Regions from separate parts of the Homo sapiens genome. Here region 1 is linked to region 2. A link is an interaction called in ENCODE POLR2A ChIA-PET data of the cell type or tissue named here. Cell type or tissue: Caco-2. All regions are shown on one strand. Each heading gives the region's core, and the rest is flanking DNA. Links, peaks and the distances in the headings are about the cores only.

Evidence for each region. Peaks named below come from ENCODE experiments on the same cell type or tissue, not always from the same donor. Only the 100,000 strongest peaks of a DNase experiment are listed, where the experiment ranks them.
Region 1: POLR2A ChIA-PET joins it to region 2 with 10 read pairs; 2 of 35 experiments call an interaction of 5 or more read pairs at or near these places.

Annotation. Positions count from the first base shown.
Region 1 is chr1:175,366,159-175,373,510 of GRCh38, forward strand. TNR (tenascin R) reads right to left here. Exons shown (of 23, transcript NM_003285.3): 10 at 1,050-1,139. Among named protein-coding and RNA genes, the nearest start is that of KIAA0040, 180 kb to the left of the region's middle. In Caco-2, for the core only: no CTCF peak of the experiment used is centred there; a DNase peak (open chromatin) is centred at 3,693.
Region 2 is chr1:175,418,861-175,426,212 of GRCh38, forward strand. The region is part of intron 2 of TNR (tenascin R); the gene reads right to left. Among named protein-coding and RNA genes, the nearest start is that of KIAA0040, 230 kb to the left of the region's middle. In Caco-2, for the core only: no CTCF peak of the experiment used is centred there; a DNase peak (open chromatin) is centred at 3,491.

The DNA.
Region 1 (7,352 bases), core at 2,233-4,732, 53 kb before region 2:
CCTATTTTACATGTGTTCCCCTGGAGGGCAGTATTTATTGGCCTGCTTTGTGTGTTTCCAAGCTATCAGCAGGCCTGCTGACTATGAGCACTAGCTTGTCATTGCTGACACTTATCTAATATTTTGCTAAGTACCTTCCCTCTGAATGATGGCCAGGGGCTTGGCAAATAGATGAACAATCTGAAGAAAGCCGTGATGAGCTCTGATACCACTGGATTGCATCCACCTCTGGGACAAAGCTGGCTGCTGATTTTCAAGCTCGCCATATTCATTTTCTCCCATCCTTTCTCAATGAGCCAATAAGGATAAAATGGTAGCTACCACCAAGTAGGGATATGCCATTCCTGGCAACAGAAGCGCACCACCCTCCAACCCTGAGGCTATTTTGACTTGTTCTAACCATAGCCAGGCAGGCAGCTAGATCTGAGGACCTGGAGACTTTTGTCCATGTGGTTCTCTAGAGAGGCTGAACCTTGGGACAAGGACTGGTCTAAAATCCCTAGCCCAGCCCAGGCTGCTAGTACCATAGGTGCTGAAATGACTTTGAAATTTACCCAGGATTTGGAAGCAAAACTGCTGAATCCAGAGCAGCAAGGGTCTCAGCTGGACTTTTCTTCTGCCCTCAGATTTAATGGGTTGTTGCAAGTCTAGACCTTCACCCAAGTGGCGTTTGTGAGGACCTCTGTGGTGTATGCAGGGCGAGGATGCCCCATTCTGCCTGCTGTCGGGGTGGTCTAGATAAAAATATGGCCTGCAATGGCATCAACCTATTTAGGATTTTCCACCTCTGCTCTGTACAGCCCTGAGCAGCTCTTCAGACCACGGGGGACCGAGCACAGGTCTGTGGGGAAGAGGGTGACTCTGTCCTGCCTGTCAGAGATCAAGGATTAGGCATAGGGTGGATGTTGTTTCTAGGCTGACAGTTGTCACCAGAGCCCTGTTCACTGGAAGACATTGCTTTCTGATTAATTTTTGCTGGGACGAGCCTCCATGACTCCTTAGGCTTATAGGCTAACCTGGTCTTCTTCCTCAGCAGTCCTCCTACTCACCAGTCCTGGCATTCATGGTGGCTGGCACGCTTTGCTGTGAGTTCATGACGGCAGATATTCCAACTCCATACTCAGTGCCAGGTACCAGATCTATCAGTGGATGGAGAAACAAACATTATTCTGTGTATGGGGCAGGGCTAGGAAGGCTGAAAGTGGGAAGAAAATGATCTTAGACTCCTATTCATATCTTGTGTTTAGTCCTCCTTGAATCCTCTCCTAATTTGAACTATTAAGAAATCCCAATTTCACTATTTAGGAATCCCAAGTCAATAGGATGAACCAGCCCACGCAGAGCTTCCTTCTTGCAGGCAGGCTCTCTGGGAAGGCAGTGAGGCTGCCTTGTCAGTGACCTTCAGAGGTGTGCTCACATAAGTATACAAGGACTCCTTGTATGCTTAGCGTCTCAGGTTGGCTTGAACCAGCGAGAGGATTTCTTGCTTAAATTGTGAATTTCGGGAGTATGTAATCAAGAGAGACAGTGTGGACATAGACCTGAAAAGCATTCCTTGAATGTTATATACAAGGACCAAGCTACACCTTTTACAGGAGCTGAGGCCATATGGGGACTCCTGGGTCCCTTCTAGGGAGGAACAGTGGATGGACTTTTTTTTCTAAGCACAGGGCTGTCGAGTAGGAGCATGCAGAAGTCCTGTTGCTGTAGGCCCCCCGCCAAGTTCAGTAATTCAGGCCTCAGGGTATCTAAAGCTGTGGATCTAATTTTAGAATAACTTTCAGGGGAGTCCAGGAAGACAGAGGAGACACAAAAACTGTCCCACTAAAGGGTGTAAGCTTCTCTGAGGAAATCCTTTGGGAGGTTTACTACAAAGGATCTCTGAGAACCTCCTAGAATATCTGGAATTCTCTAGGTTCTCTCCTTGACCTCTTTCACATTTATTTTCAGACTAACTGGTTTGACTGGTGTACTAGTTTCCTATTGCTGCTGTAACACATCACCACAATTTAGTGACTTACAACAACAAAAGTGGATTCTCTTACAGTTAGTTCAGGAGGTCTGCAGTCTAAAGTAGTTCAGCAGGGCTGCCTTCCTTCTGGAGGCTCTAGGAGAAAATCCATTTCCCTGCCTTTTCTAGCTTCTAGAGGTTGCCTGCATTCTTTGGTTCATGGTCTCTTAATCTATCTTCAAAGCCAGAAGCTTGAAACGATCAAATCTGTTTTCTCTGTCTGACTTCTGCTCCTATCATTGCATCTACTCTGACTCTGACCTCCCTACATCCACTTATGAAAATCCTTGCGATCATGTTGGTCCCACCTGGATAGTACAGGCTAGTCTCTCCTTCTCAAGATCTTTAACTTAATCACACCTGCAAAGTCCTTTTTGCCCTGTAAGGTGGTTATATTCACAGATGCTGGGGATTCTTTGAGGGCTATTTCATCTATTACAACTGGCATCAAACTCATTTTTATCTATTAGGACTGGGGTTGTAGAAAAACCCAACAAAGGCAGGGCACGGTGGCTCATGCCTGTAATCCCAACACTTTGGGAGGCCAAGGCGGGTGGATCATCTGAGGTCAGGAGTTCGAGACCAGCCTGACCAATATGGTGAAACCCATCTCTACTAAAATTACAACAATTAGCCGGGTGTGGTGGTGTGCACCTGTAGTCCCAGCTATTTGTGAGGCTGAGGCAGGAGAATCGCTTGAACCTGGGAGGCTGAGGTTGCAGTGAGCCAAGATCATGCCACTGCACTCCAGCCTGGGTGACAGAGTGAGACTCTGTATCAAAAAAACAAAAACAAACAAACAAGTAAACAAAAACAAAACAAAAAAACCCAACAAAATCAAGTGATCACCCTGAGGGCCTCCAGTGGTCAGTCTGAGTCCTTCCGGTAGGCTCTTTTTGGGGCTTTGTGTGGGCTCATGGCTGATTGGAATGGTATTCTGTATTTATATAACATCTGTGCTTTTCAAAATGGATTGTGTTTTAGAGTCTCATCACAACCTTGGGAGGAAGGTGGGATAAGCAGTCTTTTCTCCATCTACATTAGCTTCCTGTGGATGCTGTTATAAATTACCACACACAGTGTGGCTTAAAACAGACATGTGTCCTCCCACGGTTCTGAAGTCTGGAAGTCCGAAATCAAGGTGTCGCCAGGACCATGCTTCCTCTGAAGGCTCTAGGAGACCTAGGTTCTGGTGGTTGCCAGCACTCCCTGGCATTCCTTGGCTTGTAGTTGCGTCACCCCAGTCTCTGCCTCTGTAGACACATGTGTGTCTGTGTCTTCCCCTCTTCTTATAAACACACCAGTCACATTGAATTTAGGGGCCACCCTAATCCAGTATGACCTCATCTTAACTCTACTGCATCTCTAAAGACCTTATTTGGAAATAAGGGTTTGGGGTGGACATGCATTTTGAGGGGACTGTTATTCAACAGAGTACATCATCTTTTTATAAAAAGAAACTGTGGCACGGAGTAAGTCTGTGACCAGCTAGAGATGCCCCCCCGGATTCTGGTCTCAGAGTTCAGGGCTTTTAGGAGGAATGGGACATCCTATTACTTCCTTCCACCGCTCAGGGCAGCTGTGATTTCTCTGGAATCCCTGATTTTGATCGGAAATACTTTGAGCAACATTCCTTTAACAAATGGCTTGGCTTGGTCAAGAGGAATGCTGCCTGGCAGCCAGGGGGTTCTTCATCCCCTTCCTCAGTAGGCTTTTGTGGAGTCCATGCAATAAATGTTGCTTAAGCATGGCAGAGCTTACCAGGCCAGTTTCTCTCCCAGGAATGCAGTCCCGAAGCCCTGTCTGGGTAGGCATTCGAATCAGCCCTCTTTTTTCTCTTCTTAAACCAGCTCCCTTTCTTTCCCAACCCTTAATTCTTTCTTTCTCTAAAGTGGCAACACCAGTGGAGGTAAACTTTGAAGTTTGACAGACTTTGACGTCTGACATATCTATATTTGGTCTCTTTCACTTTTTACCTGTGTAATTTTGATTACTTAACATCTATGAACCTCAATTTCTGAAGAATGAGAATAAAAACAGCATCTATATCAGAGGGTCATCATGAGGATTATATGAGTCAAAGTGTTTAAAGTCCAGTGCCTGGATCTTAGCGGTAGTAGCTAGTATTTTATTACTTTGCACAGAGAACTATTCCTGGATTTTGAGTACTTTTTTTTTTTTTTTTTTTTTTTTTTTTTTTGGTGAGTGGTCTCATCAACTACAAAAACCGCCCCAGGCAAGTACAGGCCGGTCCTGGGTGCACCTGTTGACTTCTTGTTATTGGTTTGCTGGGGCTTAGCCTGTTGGCTCTGTTGGAAACCAGTGATTCAGGGAGTCCAGGTGGCAGTGAGGACCTTCTCCCTGGCTGGGCCAAGTACCTATCTCTAGATTGAGTGGGTGATTGCAATACCCCCTGATCCATTTGAAGCACACATTTATCTCCATCAATATGTTCAGTGAGTTCCAGGTACATCCTTGGTTGCAGAAATGAGATTACCTTTGGGACATAAACTACTTTTATCAGGCAACTGATTAAGACCTTCAATTGCCTATAATGAAGTAGAAATTCTCCAACATAGATGAAGGGTGACAGATGGAGGGAGTAAGACAGAAATTATACGTTGCCAAACAGATCTAACATGTAACATTTTCATCCCAGTTTCTTATTTATGAAGCTTAAATGAAATGTTCAATAATTTACAATGGAATCATCTTCTCCCAGAAAACTGCAGAGCAGAATTTAATGTGTTCTCTTCCCAGGTTTTCTGTCTAGAGGATGGAAAAGTGGGACTTGCTTATAGGTTTGTGCCTGCTGCTTTCCTTTGATTTTCAGCAGCTTTCTTCCATGCTACAAGTGAATTGTTGCTCTTTGCCAGCAGGTTAGACACAGTTCTGCTGGAAAAAAAAAAAAACCACATGTATCCGAGGCATAGCCAGTGCACTTAGATATCAGCACTCTGAGTACTCCTAGGGATTTCTCACTTTTTAAAGACCCCATTGCTCTCTATCAATGCCCCCTTTATCTCTCCATCCAACTCCTGCAAGTGGTAACATATAAATGGCCCTGTTCCCTTTCTTAACAATAGCACAGAAAATTCATCCCATAGGAAATCACTACTCTCTGTTCCTTATAGAACTTTCTTTGTTCAACTTGGAGGTTGATGCTTTTCTCAACTCTTTCACCTCACACCCATTCTTCTTGGAACCCCTAAAGCACAGTCATACATTCAACAAATATTAAGGGCCTCCTTTGTGTCAGACACAAGGTGGTGTGAGCTGAACAAGACATTAGCCTTGCCTTTTGGGGGTGAAAAGGAATCTGTGCTAAAAAAGTAAAATAATTATTTAGTGAGCACCCATAATATGCCTAGCACTAAGCTACATGGAAAAGAATAATGACGAAGGGGAGGGAAGAAAAAGAGAAGTAAAAAATGAAGACTTTTTGAGTGTCTGATGGTAAAGAGTTATGCAAGTATTACTGAGCTTCTTAAAGATTCACACGTTATTTAATTTCCCTGAAGCACTACTGATAGGGTATTGCAGATGAGCAAACAGGGGCTCCAAGAAGTCTATTCCTTGGCCAAGGTCACAAAACTGATACATGATACAACTAGGTTTGGAACCCAAGTCTCTTGTTATTTTCTGACTCATGATAGCATGGTTCCCATCCCTGAGTCTTACAGGCCAGGAGGAAGGAGTGGAGTAAGCAACTTGGAATTCGAGAGTGATTTGGTACCTGTTATAGTTTGGATGCTTGTCCCCTCCAAATCTCATATTGAATTGCCATCCCCAATGTTGGTGGTGGGGCCCAGTGGGAGGTGTTTGGGTCATGGGGGTGGATCCCTCATGAATGGCTTGGAGCTGTCCTCCAGATAGTGAGTGAGTTCTCGTGAGATCTGGTTGTTTAAAAGTGTGTGGCACCTCCCCCCAACCCTTGCTCCCTCTCTCATTGTGTGATGCGCGGGCTACTCCTCCGGCTTCCCGCATGATTGTAAGCTTTCCGAGGCCCTCACCAGAAGCAGATTCTGGCACCATGTTTCCTGTACACTCTGCAGAACTGTAAGCCAGTCAAACCTCCTTTCTTTATAAATTACCCACCCTCAGGTATTCCTTTATAGTAATGCAAATGGACTAATGCAGGACCAAAGCAGAGGCTGCTAACTAAGAGGACAAGATCAGCATGGGACTAAGAGGACACGATCAGCAGGGAGAAGATCAGCATGGGCTGTAATAGTCAGATAAGTCTTTCCAGAGAAGGCATTTGAGTTGGAACTTAAAGCTGGCTAAGATAAGGAAAGATAGAGGGAAGGAAATATGGAATTCTCTAGTGGCCAGAATGGGGCATAATGAGCATTCATAGATTAATTAGGGCTAGAAAGGAACAGGAGTTAGCACATTCTCACCTGCAGTGCAAGGACTGTGGTGATAAAGGCAGAATGACTCACTTAGCCCTGTTTTGGGAACCTATTCTTCATGCCTGCTGTCGCTAGCAGGGAAAGTGGTAGGGAGAAGGAGGCCCAAGGAACTGAGATTGCTGTCTCTTGCTAGCAAAAACATGAGTAAGATACTTGGGGTCTGCAGACTTGGTTGGGATCAAGTGGACATGAGGAAATATGGACCTTTCCATCTTTAAATCCCTGAGATCATCTCCCAAGTGTCTGTGAAGCTCAAGTCTATGAAACTGAGGTTAGGGGTGTGATTGGCCCTAGTGCACTGGGTGCCTACCTTCACAGAGAGGGACAAACTGAGGACCCTGTCCCCAAGGAACTTGCAGTCAATCTGCGATTTTTATAGTGATTATGTTATTATTGTTAGTTTTCATGTTGGTTTCCTCACTAGACTCTTAGGTCTTTGGGTCAAAGATTTTATTTTTTTCAGTATGTAGTATAGTGAGAAAACATGCACAGAAGCAGCATGGTGCTGGTGGCAGTAGCGGTGGTGGTGGGGAGTGTTGGGGAGACTCCGAAGAGAGGATATCTGGACTGGGTTTTGAAGGACCCATGGACATCTGGTGGCAGGGAGGGCATCCCAGACAAAGGAAACAGGGCATGCAAAGGCAGCTCTGGCAAAATAATTCATGAAAACCCAGGGACTAATATAGGGTCCCTCATAGAGAAATTTCCCATCAGTGGAATTTGGAGACCAGAGGTTTCATGGGGGAGATATGTGGAGAATATCTTTGGAGAGCCCCTGAAATCACACCAGATAGGCACCAATCTACTTTTTAGTTAAATGGAGATCTGAGCAGTCAGCCTCCCCACACTTATCTCTTTGGATAATGACAGGTGCATCTTCAGGATTCCTGGAATGAGTCAGGCTTTCGAGGCCATCTCCCTGCTTT
Region 2 (7,352 bases), core at 2,055-4,554:
CTGACTGGCATTTTTAGAAATTTGCTTTGTATCTGTGTGCTTGTTGAGCCAGCAATGTTTTCAAAGCAGGGCATAACATGATTAAGAGGCCCTTTGATGTCTGCAGTTGCAATTGGCCCCAAAGATGAATTTCAACCTGAAAAACATAAAAGATTTTTTTCTTATCGCTTATCTTATTTTGCAGTTATTTAGTCAGTAAGGCTCAGATTAGCCTTCCTCATTACTTTGGAGAATGGTTCTTCAGGGTACATAATTTCTTAAATCCCCTTTCTCTCACTTTCTTGACAAAATGCATTTTGCTCTCCATTAAGTTATACTGCATCATCTTTGTTCATTATTGTTAAAAGGGGTGCCAATGGAATTCAAATGTTCTTTTATTAACTGCTAAATTTAGGATATATATTGTAAAATATTGGACTTTTAAATGTGTTCAATCTGAATAAAGACAAGAATTGACCATTTAGCTACATGCAGCTGCCTTTCTGACAGCGTAAGAATACAGATGGCACTGACTGGGCTCTGAGGGATGTTGATAAACAGAGCACGTTTTGAGGGTTCCCAAAGTTCGTGTGGGATCCATATAGGTTATTAAAAAAACCCACTAAGGGGATGCAGAACATTTCAGGGGGCTTGGGGTTTATATCTGAAATAACTTGTGCATGGTGTCCAATTCCTCTGTGGCACGATCTCGGCTCACTGCAACCTCCGCCTCCCGGGTTCAAGCAATTCTCGTGCCTCAGCCTCCCAAGTAGTTAGGACTGCAAGTGCCCACCACCACGCCCGGCTAATTTTTATATTTTTAGTAGAGAAGGGGTTTCACCATGTTGGCCAAGCTGGTCTCAAACTCCTGACCTCAGGTGATCCACCGACCTCAGCCTCCCAAAGTGCTGAAATTACAAGTGTGAGCCACCGCACCTGGCCCCAGTCCCCTTTTACTGGAGTTCTTCTTCCTTCAGCACAACTTCCCTTTCTCCCTCAGCCTTTGCAGTGCACTGCTGTGTGGGACTCCTTCTCTTGGCACACACACTCCTTGGAACTCTTAATTTGCCGCTCCAGAGCTTCACTCTTTCCCAGCAGGCTACCTTGCCCTGGAGCTTCCCATTCTGCCGAAGGGGAGCTCCACCCAGAGAGGCGTGGTGTGGAGGAGAGTCAGGCCCTCGCTGCCTCCCTGGGAGGCTGCCTCGGGCTGGCTGTGCCCCTTGGCTGAAGGGCACTGCTTCTCTCAAGGTGACCTTCTCTACACCACTGAGCAGACTCTATTTCCAGGTTTTGGTAGCCTCTCACCCACATCTCTCACCTCTTTGGGGCTCAACTTCAACGAGACCTGACCACCTGGACACAGTTCCCTCACTGACCAACCCGTGGCTGTCCTGTGCCTGTCCCTGCAGGTACCCACAGGAATCTGACTTCCTGGAGGGGCTGTTTAATCCAGATGTTTCTTCCTGTCCCCAAGTCTATTTAAAACTTACTTTCCTCTGTGACTCATTCCCTCCGTAGTCAAATGCCAAAGTGATACAAGATACAGCATTGGCAATAAATTAATGCCTTCTGAAAACCTATTTGGAAACAGGTAAGCCTTATACCATAAATAACAGTGACATTTTCATTTTAACAACAGCCTTCAACTAACCTAACAGTGGACTTGGTTCAGTGTGGCTTCATGCTGTAGCAGAGAAGAAGATTTATTGCCTGTAAAAGATTTCAACATTTTTTCTCACATTGATCTTCCTACCTTTCCCCTTTTGAAAAGCACTAAAATGAGTCAGAATAACAGAACACCTGGTATTTGTAGAGCTCATCTGAGTTTTCAAGGTGCTTTCATAATCACGACTGATTCCTCTACCAATTCTGTAAAGCATGTAAGGTGGGCGTATTGCTCCACTTTACAGATGAGTAAACTAAGGCTCAATCCTATGGATAACAAGCCATGAAGTTGGTAGTAAAGAAGTGCTCTGAGGGTAATGTATGCTATCTCTGAGAAATTCACAGTGTAAAAAGGAATCCAGCTCACATTTTCTTTAGTTTGGTTTTCTCATAGGGAGATTGGAAAAATACAGTGACATTTAAAAAAATAATAAAGGTGCAGGTTTATTTAATTATTTATCTTTGTGTTTCAGGAAGAATACGCTCTCTGAATTTTTTTTTAAAGTTTCAGCCTTCTACTTTCTCTGCTTTCTGGACACTTATAGTTGCCTTAGTGAGCAGCTAGCTGAGGTGGGGGTGTGGGAGCTCACCAACATTGACTCCAAGCAGCAGAGCTGGACATGGGTTGAGTCTGCAGCTGAGGGCGAGATGAGAGTGAGTGAAGTCAAAGCCAGTCATTGCGGAGGGAAACTTTGCTGTTTCTCTCTATGGATTTACTCAACAATTCTCCTTCTCCAGGACTGGATCACCAGGCCCCATGAGGCTCTCAGATTTCCCTAGCAACAACTCAACACTTGATTCTTTCCTTGGAGTACTTAATAGGAAAACCTATTGCTTTGATCCTAGTTTGCATTATCAAACAGGATTGCTGCAGGGAAATCATTATAAAAGCATTCCCCTGCTCCCCTGCTGAGCAAGACACTAGTTCTATTCACTAAATAGAAAGCCCAAAGCAGGTGAGCTATTTCCTAAAAGAATGGTTTTGATTATTTTCCATGTTATATTCATCAGGGGCTGTTAGAAGATAATTATAAGATAGTCAGTGACGTGTCTTTCTACCATTCTAGAATATTATACCTTCATTAGTCTAGACCCACAAATGTGTCTAGAATGATCCAAACTTTTTATCTGTAAGATAAGTCTACAGTATTAAGTCAACAAGGAATATTTATTGCCTTTCTCCAAAATAACAAGATCTCTGGGCTCTTCCTACATGACCAAAAACGTGGGACTGGTGGCTAGGTTTGCCCAAACCAGCTGCATTTGATTAGGAAGGGAACATACCCACCAGCTTCAAGCTAAACTGATCAGATATGATTATATGCCCCAGAGCTTGTGCATTCTGCCCTGTCCCAATATGCATGTGGGGTTGTGCCATGAAGGAAAGGAAAGGAAGGGCTTTCTTAGACTGACATGTGCATTGTCCAGGCACATGCCAACCAATCTTCTAAGGGCTTCATATATTACCTCATTTCATCCTCACAGCAGTCATATCACATCATTACTATCCCATTTTACAGATGCAGCAATTGAAGAAATTGAGGTACAGAGTGGTTAAGTGACTTGTCTAAAAGTCACAAAGCCTTTAGGTGAGGGCACCAGGATTCAAAGTTAAGCAGCCTGATTCCATAGTCTTTGAATGTCAAGAGCTGTATGCAGTTGATTGGGAAGTCTTCTTATAAGAATTTGTGACAATCATCTCCCTCTCTGAGCTCCAGCAGAACTTGTTTTTACACTTATCACAATAGTTATCTGCAGAGCTGTTTGTTTTCCCCCTGGAGGGTCCCTAGAGGGCAGAGTCTATAATCTAGTTATCTTTTATCGCAGCATTCAGCATAGAGCCCAAAGTCTAATAGGTCCTCTCTCTCTCTTTCAATACATATACACACACGTGATGTGGTTCCAGCCATCCTTACCTACCCAGGTGTCCTGCATATTTCCACAAATTGGTCTTTCCTGCTTCCCAAGCTTCTGGAATTTTTCTCTCTGCAGTGCTATCTGGGAGAACTGCTGCTGGGAGTGTGTGGGGTGGCCCCGAGAGGGCTGGGACCCACTGTCATGCTAGCCATTGGCCCAGTTTATTGTTTGGGTAACAAATTTCCTGCCTACCCACTTTGCAGCCTCTCTCACTGATAGCTCCAGGATTGTAGGTCTCCCCCCTAACCCCAGTTTCTCTTGATTACAGCTGCCTGTCACATTGTTTCTTATTATTGACCTTGGTACCTGTCAGACCATCCACACTCCCCAATTGTCTTTCCCTGCCACATGTCCATCTTCACTGAGAAACTGGTTTCCTGGATTACACAGGCCCTATTTGTCTCTCATAGGTGCACCTGCTTCTCAGAAATGGAGTGATCTTTGGCCTTCTTTGTCCTTGGACTTGATGAGGTGGTTGGCTGTGAGCTAGGTCATAGGTACTCCTCTCCAGGGGTCTCCATCAGGGAGATTCTAGAGAAGGGTCATTGCCTGGTGAACAGGTCACCTGCTTTGGAGACACAATGCCTATCTGTCTCTCGTGCCACTTCCATTCTCGGGCTTTATGAGCTTGAGCAAGTCGTGTGACTGCTCCAAGTTTCAATTTTCAGATCTGTGAAGTGAGGACTATTTATAGTGAGAATGAAATATATGCAATAGCATTTCATAAGCTACAAAGTGGCACATAATTGATGGGAAGGTATCAGTATTGTTAATACATCAAATATAAAGAAGCACCTGGTGTTCATTTCCTCATGGGCCAGAGGTTCATTATGGGCCATCCAGCTGTGGGGTCTTCTTTCCTCCTCCATCTTCCTCAGCCTCAGCCTTAGCAGGGGTGCAAGTGGGAGGGTGGGTCATCACTGGGTGCTAAATTAATTGTTGAACTGAGCAGAATTGAGGATGCTTGGGTGACTCTGAGTGACAAATCCCATGGTGGCATTTGTGGTGCATCTTCTTGACCCAGGGTATAGATGAGTACAATTGCTTCATGCAGATGATCAGTGACTCCCAGGGAATGGTCAACCCTGCTTTCCAGAGTGGGGCTGACTAGGATGTGAATCGAGATCTCAATCCCCTAGGATCCATGAGGATTCCTAAAATATTTCTTGGTTTTTCCTGTGTTGTGTGGTCCCTGAAACTAGACCCTAAGAAACCAGAGGGGATTCAGGGGTTGGAACAATCCACCTGGATACAGCAGCTGGACCTGAAGCTTCAGAGGCAAGCATCACAGTCCAAGGTCAAGGCAGGCTGGCCTGAGCAGGGCTGGAGCATGGGGCTGCGGAACTAGGGTGGATAAAGCCACATAATAGGGTGCAGCTAGGGTCAACTGAAACTCACAGAGCTGGATTAGCACTACTAGGGTCAGAGCCAGAAGGAGAGGAGGCACTCAACAGAACCAGGTATGAATCCCACGAGTTCCAGGGGTCTGGATGTGAGTGTGCCAGCCAAAAGCTATGGGCCTTGGGGGTTAGAATCCCTGCACCAAGGCCCTAAAGATAAATCAGTAAGTCTATATTGAAAAAAAAGTTTTTTTCTGATTAGAAAATCTATACATATTTATTATAGAATAACTAGAACATACAGAAAGATTGTATTTTTAATTACTGATTTTGGTGGGGTTTTTTCCACTTTTTAATCTGTGTTAATTTCCATAATTGAGATTGCACCCTATTTCGAATGAATACTTTAAACCAACAAGTCCTTGGTCTTGCTATCTCCGGGGAAGCACTGCCCAATGACTGTGCCCCAACTCGGGCAGGCCCAGAAGACAGGTCTAAGGTTGACTTCAGTCTGCATTGGAAGCCGGGCTGCATTGTCAAGCAAGTCAGACATGCCTGGCCTGGCCAGGCAGTGGTGGGAGCTGGGCAGTTCCCAACAAGGGAAAAGCTTCTGTATTTTCCCCTCTGCCCTGGCACCAAGCACACATCTCTGTCAGTGGAGGAGCCTTGGTAAGTGTTGACGAGGTGACCAGCTTCCTCTCCATTAACAGGTGTGCAGAATTGTGTCTAAACCCCACAGCTCTTGTAGGGGGCATTTTGTTTGGTCCTGATTAGAATAATGAACTGGGCTGATTAGAGAAAGTCCTGTGGGAGGGAAAGGTCTGCTCTCCCTGACTCTGGGGTTTCTGACCAATCTGAACAGCAGGGCCCTTGGGCCAGTGGACCTGAAGGTTGGGGGAAGAGAAATGTCAGCAAGGATGGGAGTTACAGGACTGGAGGCCCAGCAGACAGGCTACATAGGGATGCAAACCCCCTGCTTCCCATTCTCTACCCAGCACCAGCCAGTTGCCGCCAGAGTATCAGAAGCTTCAAAGTGGGCTGGAACGGACAGTGGCCAAGTGTGAGTGGAGCACAGTAACCACTGGCTTCTGTCTGGAGCACGTGCTCAGAAAGAGCTTCAGATACTTGGAAACTAAGCAAAAAATATCAAGCTGAAGACCCTGGAGGGTGACTCAAGCCAGAGGGCTCTAGTAGTGTTGTATCTGTCAGCAGACCTGGGGGGCCTGGGGAGGATGGGTTCTTGCCCTCTAGAGAGATTCTTGGAGTAATTCTCACCCGAAACACTATAAGCAGACCTCAAGGCTCAGATTTGTGGATGCTATTTTGGGCTTATGAAACCACTGTCGAAGACCTTATATTAAGAATACTTGAAGTAGAAGACAAGACTGTGCCATAGGTGTGGAGCTTGGGAATCATACAGCTCTGGATTAGCACTACTAGGGTCAGAGCCAGAAGGAGAGGAGGCACTCAACAGAATCTAGTCTGGAATCTAGTCTGAGTGTACTAGCTGTGGCAGTGTGCAAGCAATGTATTTTCTCTGAGCTTCTGTTTTCTCATCTGTAACATGGAGATACTTAATAATGGCATTGATCTCACAGGGTGGTTTTAAGCACTTAATATATAATAGATATTAAGTATTTAACATAAGGCCTAGCACAAAATAAGTGCCCTAAAAAAAGTATTAGTCTGACTGATAGTGTTTTCTGAGGTGCCATGTGGAACTCAAGGTGAATGAGCTCTTACCATCAGAAGTGTATGATATGACTCTCCTGGGTAATTCATAAGCATGGGATGGAATTGGTTTTTATAAAAATCTATGATGTCAGTTCCTGGAGCAGTGTCCTCCGAAGCTGAGAAAATGGCCTTAATTGACCACCACTGAGCAGGGTAAAATGGCAGCTGGGAGCAATGGGATCTGTTTGCACCCTTTCGCTCCACACATTTTCCCCTGGCACTGCTGCACTTGAATTTGCAAAGAGTAGCATTTTTTTTTCAACATTTCTATAGGCTGGGCCTGGGAACATAGGGTCCATCAGGCCCTTCTTCTCTAAGCAGTGAGTAAGGTGAAAAACAATGCTGAGAGTTTCAGGGCATTATTGGGGTTAAACAGCTGTCACAATGCAGGAAGCCATAGCTTCCATGGTGCCTATGGCCTTGCATCATTGGGATAAGGCCAGGATTACAGACCTGGGTGGGCCTCAGTCTCTACCACCTGTAAGGCCAGGGTTCTTTAAACCATGACTTGCCTCCATGCTGTTGTTGGGTCCTAAATCAACCTGGAACTGGACCTTTGGCTGCTAGAGGAAGCTGTAACAGGAGCCTGCTGAGGTCAGGGAGACTCAGCCTCCAAGAGAGCGCAGCGTCTGTATTCTTCTAATTTAGTTACCTCAAGGGATGAAGTGTTTGGAGTGGTAGATTCCCTGAGTAGTCTGGAGAGGACACTTTTATGGC